Regions from separate parts of the Homo sapiens genome. Here all the other regions are linked to region 2. Evidence: chromatin contacts called from ENCODE Hi-C or POLR2A ChIA-PET data. All regions are on one chromosome and are shown on one strand. Each heading gives the region's core, a stretch centred on a gene start or an enhancer-like site at or near the end of the contact. The rest is flanking DNA. Distances are from core to core; before and after follow the strand shown.

Region 1 (2,700 bases), core at 169-2,668, 500 kb before region 2:
GTTTATAAAAACAATTTGAGATTTCTTTTTATGAAAAGAAAAGACACGCACACACTCACACACACACACACACACACACACACTCCTCACCATCATAACACGATTATATTTAGCGGTTAACCAGTGCCCTTCCACCATCTCCCTCTGTGAAAACATGCTACCATACACTCATCATCTTACATATCCTTTTGAGTTTGCTTTCGCTTACCATGGTTACAAATATTTCCCCATGTTTTCTTGGTGATTCTAATTACCGGACAATATTTCACTGAATGTGTGTGTGTGTGTGTGTGTGTCTGTGTGTGTGTGTGTATACACACACATTTACTTTAATGGTTTACTATTATTGGACTACTTTTGGAAGTAGTTGCACAGCTTTTTATGTAGCTTTTTATTCTCTGAGATTGTTTCATTCAGACAGATACTTGAGAGTGGGAGTAGACTTCCCTTTTTCCTCTTGATACATGTGTCACGCTGTTTTTCAAAAGATATATAAGAATCAAAATGCTACCTTTGGTTGGAGATGGGCAATCCATCACCTGGTTTCCTTTTGAGCAGTAGTACCAGACACCAGATACACGCAAAATTCATTTTCTCTCTCATCAGAACTTCTGAATGTTTATCTGTCACTCTGTCAGCTGAGAGAGTGTGGGTATAATTCTATCCTTTTCATCCTCCCTCTGTATATCACTGGATGTTTTCTTTCTCTGGTAAGGCTTACTGTGTATGTTTCCTTCATTTGCAGACTGTCACAAAAACATTTTTGAAAGTAGGTGGAGGTGCACATGGAAATGGAAGCTTTTTCTCTCACTTAATCTTCGTAAGATCCGAAGTGGTGGCAGAGGGTACCCCTGTATTACAGCAGAGGACACTAGATCCTCAGAGGTCAGCAGCCTGCTCATGGTCCCATGCAGGGCAGAGGAAGGAAACTCCCATCCAGGCCCTGTGACTGCATATTTAGCATCTTTTCACAGCCCCACAAGGAAGTGTAATTGTGTGCCCCCACTGAGATCACACATGGCTTGACTATCTTGGTCTGCTTTGGCTTACATGATAATCCTGTCCTCAGGTTAAAATCAGGCAACAATTGGACCCTAACAATTTCCATTGAGAATGATTGTTTCAATATGAACTGGGACTGCGTGTAACCTACATGGACACCTCTTGAAGACAAGGCAAATTGTAATGATCTCCAAACCAGCAGCAAAAAGTAAGGACTCAACAACCAGGTTAGGGCGAAGAAGGATCATTCTTTACAAAAAAAAAAGTTGCCTTGCTGTACACGTCATCATTGCTGATGGTGGAAGGAACAGACAACTGGAAGTTGTACTAGGCTTGCCTGTCCTGGCAGCTTTGGGAGACTGGCTGGTTATGAGGAGTGGCAGCGCTTGCTGGCAGCCCTTTCTGGCCAGCTCAGTAGGGGGACATTCCTCACCAGGGCAGCCCAGGCTGGGCTTGGAGCCACCCAGCTGAGCGCCACGTGGCGGGCAGGCAGTCACATGGCTGGGATTTGGGTTTGGAATCACAGTGCTGAACCTACAGCCTAGTCAACTCCCTGTTTTAGGGCATTCATTTTTTCAATCACACCAGTTGGTTGGCAGGTGTAAATGTTCTGGGGGAGGACACCAGAATGGAGTGAAGACATCATCTGTTTCCTAACTCTTGTAGCTTTTGACTGGGTACTTTCCTGGCCATCAAATGCTGAGAGATCTAGCACCTGCTGGTCCTCTATGTGGGCGGGAACTGTGAGGTCCAGCCTGGTGTATGTCTCTGTCCTAAGCCTTATATTTCTGAATGGTGGTGGGTGGGGGATGGGGACCAAGATTGAGACCTGGGGTTCTTTTCTCCTTTACAAACTGTGCAGGCACAGGGCACAGCTTCAGAGACCCTCCATACTGGAGGAAAATAGTGCAACTCTACTAGCTCCCTCACTTCGTCATCCACACAATTTTCTGAAATGTCAATCCTGTGCTCACTTCCTGGGAATGCAGGGTTGGAATGATTCCAGTTCCACAATGGGCAGAGATCATGTCTTGATCACTTACGGTGGAAATATTCCATGTCTAGCACAGTGCCTGGCACATGGAAATTGCTCAGTTAACACTTGTCTTATGGACTGATTGAAGATGTAGTCTCTGAGTTCAAGGAGCTCACAATTTAGTGGGAAAAGGAAGATGGATAAAGAGTCACAATGACATTGTGGTAAGTGACTTGATAGAAATGTATACTTGGTAGCTTGGGAGCCATCAAAGTAACATTTCCTTTCATTGAAGTAAGAGGATTACAGTTCCTTATTGGCAGGTAAGGATCTTGCTCCCCACAGGATATCCAAAGAAATATATTGCTTCCCACAAAGATGTATTGACTCTGGAAACAGCATGGGTTAGTGGAAAGCAGTCTAGGTTGGGGGTAGGAAGACCTGTGTTCCAGACCTCTCTTGCTGAGTGGCCTCAGGCATAATCTCTTTGTGCCACTGTTGTTTTCATACGTGAAATCAGGACGTTAACTCCTTCTCTGCCCACCTTCCAGCAAAGGCATTGCTTAACAGGCCCTACTGGCTCCCTGTCCTCTACAGAATTAAATCCAAACTCTGGAAGGTGGAATTGAGGCTCTTGCTGGTGCGTCTCTTTCCTTTTGCATCTGTCATTATGGTCACATCAGTCTCCTGGATTTCCTCAGACATTCTTTGTCTTTCTGTGT
Region 2 (2,700 bases), core at 190-2,689:
GACCTCACAAGGCTATTTTTTCAGAGTAAACTAATTATGATGGGAACCAAGCTAGGCTCTTGGTGTGTAAATACTATCTATGTTCATTGATGCATTCTAACTAATGCAAACACATTGAGACTGTTGGAACAATAACCTCAGTAAACTGATTATTTACAGAACTATGAAAAAGCAAAATATGTCTTTTGCAATGTCTCCTCTTTTTCCCAACTATTTATCTCTGTTCCTTGTGTCAGGCCTCTCCCAAGGAGCCACCATTGTGTTAAACATCATTCTTTAGAGTCTTTCTCTCAGCCAGCTATATCCTCCCTGAAAGTATTTGCCCATAAAGATTTAACAAGTCTGGGAAGGACAAAGGGAAGACGAAAGAGAAATGGAGGTTTAAGAAGTATAAATTCCTAAATCTGACCATATTTTTTTTCTCTCCTTCTTTTGATTGTGTTTGCTTTCATTATGGCTCTTTCAAATTCTGCTTTATATTAGGTTGAAGCCTCTAAAATTGCCGTTTTTGTAGTTCAAAATCAGTTAAACATTAGCAGTTTAATAGGATTCAGCCTAATGACATTGAGTCAATGTGTTCTGGGGAGACCAGGGATGTCCCACAGCATCCTAGCACTTCCTGTGTGCCACCCGATTGAATTAAGGTTCCTATCTCAGTGGACTTGTTTGCCAAGGTAGATTCCAAACACCAGTATGTAGTCTCAGCCCTGCCTTCCACCTCCCAAGACCAAAAATGCATCCTGTTTTCTGGGGCATTTGCACTAACAGACATTGAGAAGTTGCAGGTTTTTCTTTGGGTTTTCATCACCCTTCTCAGAGATGACTGTTGAACTACTCTTAGTACTGCATGTAACACGCATGCACTGGAGGGTTCAAGTTTAATGGCCATAGGGAAGGAAGGCAAAAGAGAAAATGTGAAAGAGACGTTATAATTTGAAAGCACAAAAACCCTTTCTTTAGTGGCTTGTGGGGTATATGCCCATCTATTAAATTGGAGTAAGCTTCTCAAAGATAGGTATTGAACTTTCCATGCCCCATATATTACTAGAAACATAATAGCTGTTCAGTAAGTATCTACTGAGTCAAAGTAGAACACTCTGTTAAGGATCCTCAGTAGTGAACCCATAGCAGTGGATCCAGAATGTCCCTTCTCCAGGCATTTTTTTAAACCACGCCATGGTGGCAGCCACTGTTTCCTTGTACTTGTGAAACCAGCTTTGATCCAAGTTTCTTCAATCTTTTTACTCTTTTTCTGCACTCAAGCAATCGCCAACGATTATTTTAAGCAAGATTCACATCTCTAAGTCCTTTTTTATTCCTCCCCCAAGGACTCTAAAAGCAAAGAAAACAAGAAGTCAGGAAAGTTGAAGCCTCTGAACTCCATCCTGGCCTCACCCCATCACCTCACACCCTCCTAGCTTCTGCAGGATAGGCTCAGCTCCCCTTCCTCCCCCTCACCCCACCCCCTGGGGCTGTTACCCTATCCCAAGGAATTCCAGCAAGTCTTGGAACAAAGACTGGCAGCACATGTAATGCCCTGTCTGGACTGAGACTAGAATGCAATTAGCCAGGGGAGGTTGTGAAATTTGTTTTTAAATGCTATGAATGTTTTATCTCCTGACCCTCACCTCCATAACATTCCCCTTTCAGCCACCGCCCCCCACCCCCGCACACACACACACAACCCCTTCACACTGGGTCTTTGCAAAGTAAAGTATGACCTTTAGATTGAGACATTCTCTGTTGCAATATGTTGGAATATGTTTCAACGCCGTAACTCGAGATCTATTTACTAAACTGTTTGGCACATTCAGCACATCCTGGGGGAATTGTTGGCGGGACCTGCGGTGCGTTTTTCACTCCTCCCTGATGCATTACCAGACATAAGGTCATCCCAGTCTAGCAAAGATGGGTGCTGTGCAGGGCTCATTACCTCGCAGCAAGCCAGCCAGATGAGGCCGTGGGATGTTTTCTCTTCATCATTCAAGCTTGAAAGGAAACTGTCAGCCTCCACTTGCTCTTAAAACAATGAAAATTTAGGTGACAGTGCTCTCATTAGCTCAATGGAAATGAAGGTTTCCAGGCAAAGACTTCCCTCTAGAAGTCAACGGGTGAGTCTCAGCTTCTGAGGAATGGGTGGTGTCAACGTCAGTGACCCACACTCGGATGACCAGAAACTTTCAGGATACACAGCTTCTGAGCTGGGGAAAATGGGCAGATTTTAGATAGGTGACAGGTTTTTTCACAGCTGCCCCTTTGCTGGGAAATGGATATATTCATAAGACTGTCTTCTTGTGACTTACATACATTCACATGACCAGAAAACAAGCAAGGGTATTATTACACTGGTGAATCCTCTCCCTAGGAGAAACTCAAACAAAAGTGCCAAGTGTCGATCCTGTTCTCCAGAATTACATTGCAGAATTTCTAATCTAAGAGGGTTTGGTTAATATTTGATGAACCACTTGGATAATGCACAGAATTATGGGAGTCCTAGTAATTGCTTACATTTGTGTAGCACTACCTTCTAGGACATCCATATGCATTATTTTCTTATTTGATCCTCGTAACAGCCGTGTTTAATGGTCTTGGTGAGTATTCAGTCTGTTTTTATAGAATCATAGGAATACTAGAAGTAAAGGTGACCTAAGCTGTAATCTTGATCAATGGATGCTAACCAGGGATGCATGTTAATTTATC
Region 3 (2,700 bases), core at 108-2,607, 400 kb before region 2:
CAGGGTTATTCCATTTGGGGGAAAAATTAAGTAGAATTAAGCAGTTAATACACCACTGAGCATGGAAGCTTCAGCATTGAACATTAAACAGTTATCTTGATACACTTTGCTTCTCTTCCATCTATGGACATGATTGATTACTTAACCTCCCCTTATGACTGGTCAAAGCTTTGAGAATTGGTTGTTATGGAAAATGAGCTATGCAGTACATTGAAACCCACAACTTTCATAATATTCCTCCTGACAGTGCCCTAATGCTACCTGGAGGAGTGTGTGCAGTCTAGAAGACACAAGATAGCAGATGCCCATGAGAAAATGAGCCAGCATGGTGGTTGCTTAAGGGTAAAGAGAATGAGGTGTTGAGGTGCATTTGCAGAAGTCCCATGGCTGCCAGGGAGACCCACACTCCAGTCCGTTTTTTTTTCCTTCTCTTGCCAAATTTTCTGCTTTTCAGAAAAATCCCTACAGTCATCTTTTTATTTGGCTGTAGACAGACACAAACAGGAAAACATCAAGATGGCCCAGTTGTAGATGTGGGACCCTTGAGACTGTGGCTTCCGTTCAGCTTGCACTAAGAGGGCAACTGCCATCTAGTTAATAAATGATGCCAGGTTGGGGGTTAGGCACTTTTGTGATTCTAGTTCCCCAGGCTCCTGTCACTCTGTCCTTCCCTCTGATAAACAGGCTCTGGGATCAGTGAGTCAGATGTCATCCACAGCCTAGGGCTTGGTGTAGAGTCAGTGCAGGGGAGCTCTAGAAGAAATGGCTAGAGAGGGAAAATGACCTGTACTGTATTTAGAGCTTTGAAGAGTGAAGTTTTTACTCCATCTTTAATCCAAAATTAAGAATAGTTGCATTTTAGTATTTATAATGGTACAGCTGAGTAGAACTGTGTATACCCTTTATCATATTAGCCACTTTATTATTTATTATATTAATGGGGAAACTGAGGTTCAGAGGAACAGTGAATGCACTAGAAACCAGGTTTGTTAATATGCTTTTCCTACCATGCCCCCTGTGCTTTGAGTTGCCTTTGCATTCTAGGAGTCAAATTTGCTAATATGGCAGAGGATGGGTTTATTCAGAAGAAATCTAGAAATACACCATAGACCCTAGGGTTGTTTCCATGCCAACTCACCTGATTATTTAGTAACAAATAGACTCCCAAACCAAAGTACATTGCTCATCCCCCACCCTCAACCTTGGGGATAACTGATTAAGCTAGATACCCCATTAGCAAATCACCTCCTATGTGGCATCAAATGTGTTCCCAGATGGTTCAGAAGAGCATAGTCACTTTTCAAGATCAGGGAGAGCAGAGCAGGACGGCAGTTCAGGATAGGCGTGTCCAGCTTAGGCAGCCTCTCTCCATGTTCCAACCATGCTCTTTTTCCTTCTTGATCCTGTGTGAGTTTTTTTTTTTTTTTTTTTTTTTTTTTTCACGAGAATGAGCTAAATTTTCCAGGGCTCGTTTAATGGCTGGGAAAGTTGCTACAGTTCTGCCTGGATTTTTTTTTTTTTTTAAACCACAGCGCTCAAGCTGTTGGGTACATACCCATGAGGCAGTAACCATAAAGCTAAGAGACAACTAAATCTTAGTTCCATCTCCAAAAATGTATGTTTTTTTTTCACCCTGAAAATTCACACATAATAAAATACTTAAGAACCTCCTTTCATTTCCCCGTATAAATACAGGGCTGCAAGGGAAGGAGATTGGATCCAAGAAGAGAGGACAGGCTGTAGCCTGCACCAGAGCTGGGACCCACTCAACTCACAGACTCACTGCAGAAAAACCAGGCTGGATAGTCAGGCTACTTTTATGATGGGAGAAATGACTATTTTTATAGCACACTAAATAAAACCTGCTTTTGGAGCTAGAAGTTTACTGCCAGAATGGGGAGGGCTGTTGTTTTTGTTTTCTGTTCTCCTTCCTTTCTCCCAAACCCTCCTTTTCAGCTGAGACAGGAAAGGAAGGTAGTGAGTTTTCAGGAGTCCTTAGAAAGTCTGTAGAAATAATATGATTTTAAAGATTATACTAAACATTATCCTAATTTATCCCAGCATCTCATGCTGATTTTACAGGGAGTACATTCAGCATTCTTGCCTTTCCCAAATCATTAGAAGAGTTCTCTCAACCAAGCAATAACAAACAACAGCAATAACCTCCATTTATATAGTTTTTTTTGGTTTCCAAAATGTTTTCACATCCATTAGGACTTCAGGGCAACCTGGAGAAGCCGGGTGATCAATTCTTTATTATAGAAAGAAGGAGTGATACCCAGAGAGGTTAGGTTACTTGCCCAAGGTCATGCCACTAATTAAGAGGTGAGTGAAAAGTAAAAAGCAGATACATTAAATAAAGAGCAAATAAAATTAAGACCCTCAGCTGGGAAGGGGGAAGTTGTTGGGGACATTACAGTGAGGGTAAGGCAAGGCTGAGGCATGATTCTGAATGTAGATATTACATTTTATTTATTTTTATTTGTGTTTGAGAGGGGGGTCTCACTCTGTCACCCAGGCCAGAATGCAGTGGCATTGTCATAGCTCACTGCAGCCTTGAACTCTGGGTTCAAGTGATCGCCCCACCTTGGCTTCCAAAAGTGCTGAGATTACAGGTGTGAGCCACTGTTCCTGGCCGAAGTGTCGATATTATGGAAGGTGGTTTCTGTTGACCTGCAGCTGCAACATGCCTTTGTCTTA

Evidence for each region. Hi-C counts contacts between places; a loop is a spot of excess contacts on that map. ChIA-PET counts read pairs that join two places held with the same protein, here RNA polymerase II (POLR2A).
Region 1: a map of gastrocnemius medialis shows a loop between it and region 2 (4-fold over the local background). The contact joins two enhancer-like sites. A Hi-C loop is called at or near these places in 1 of 168 maps with a recorded cell type or tissue (gastrocnemius medialis). POLR2A ChIA-PET finds 5 or more read pairs at or near these places in 1 of 52 experiments (H1).
Region 3: a map of sciatic nerve shows a loop between it and region 2 (5-fold over the local background). The contact joins two enhancer-like sites. A Hi-C loop is called at or near these places in 1 of 168 maps with a recorded cell type or tissue (sciatic nerve). POLR2A ChIA-PET finds 5 or more read pairs at or near these places in 3 of 52 experiments (GM12878, Panc1 and WTC11).

The regions. Positions count from the first base shown.
Region 1 is chr18:44,818,698-44,821,397 of GRCh38, forward strand. All of the region lies in intron 2 of SETBP1 (SET binding protein 1), which reads left to right. Among named protein-coding and RNA genes, the nearest start is that of SETBP1, 140 kb to the left of the region's middle. Within about 2 kb of position 1,419, at least 8 of the 41 ENCODE cell types and tissues checked have a DNase peak (open chromatin) inside an H3K27ac peak, as active enhancers do; they include gastrocnemius medialis, where a contact is called at or near this core.
Region 2 is chr18:45,323,097-45,325,796 of GRCh38, forward strand. It overlaps a transcript of SLC14A2 not described here. Among named protein-coding and RNA genes, the nearest start is that of SLC14A2-AS1, 180 kb to the right of the region's middle. Within about 2 kb of position 1,440, at least 7 of the 41 ENCODE cell types and tissues checked have a DNase peak (open chromatin) inside an H3K27ac peak, as active enhancers do; they include gastrocnemius medialis, where a contact is called at or near this core.
Region 3 is chr18:44,923,596-44,926,295 of GRCh38, forward strand. All of the region lies in intron 3 of SETBP1 (SET binding protein 1), which reads left to right. Among named protein-coding and RNA genes, the nearest start is that of MIR4319, 45 kb to the right of the region's middle. Within about 2 kb of position 1,358, at least 2 of the 41 ENCODE cell types and tissues checked have a DNase peak (open chromatin) inside an H3K27ac peak, as active enhancers do.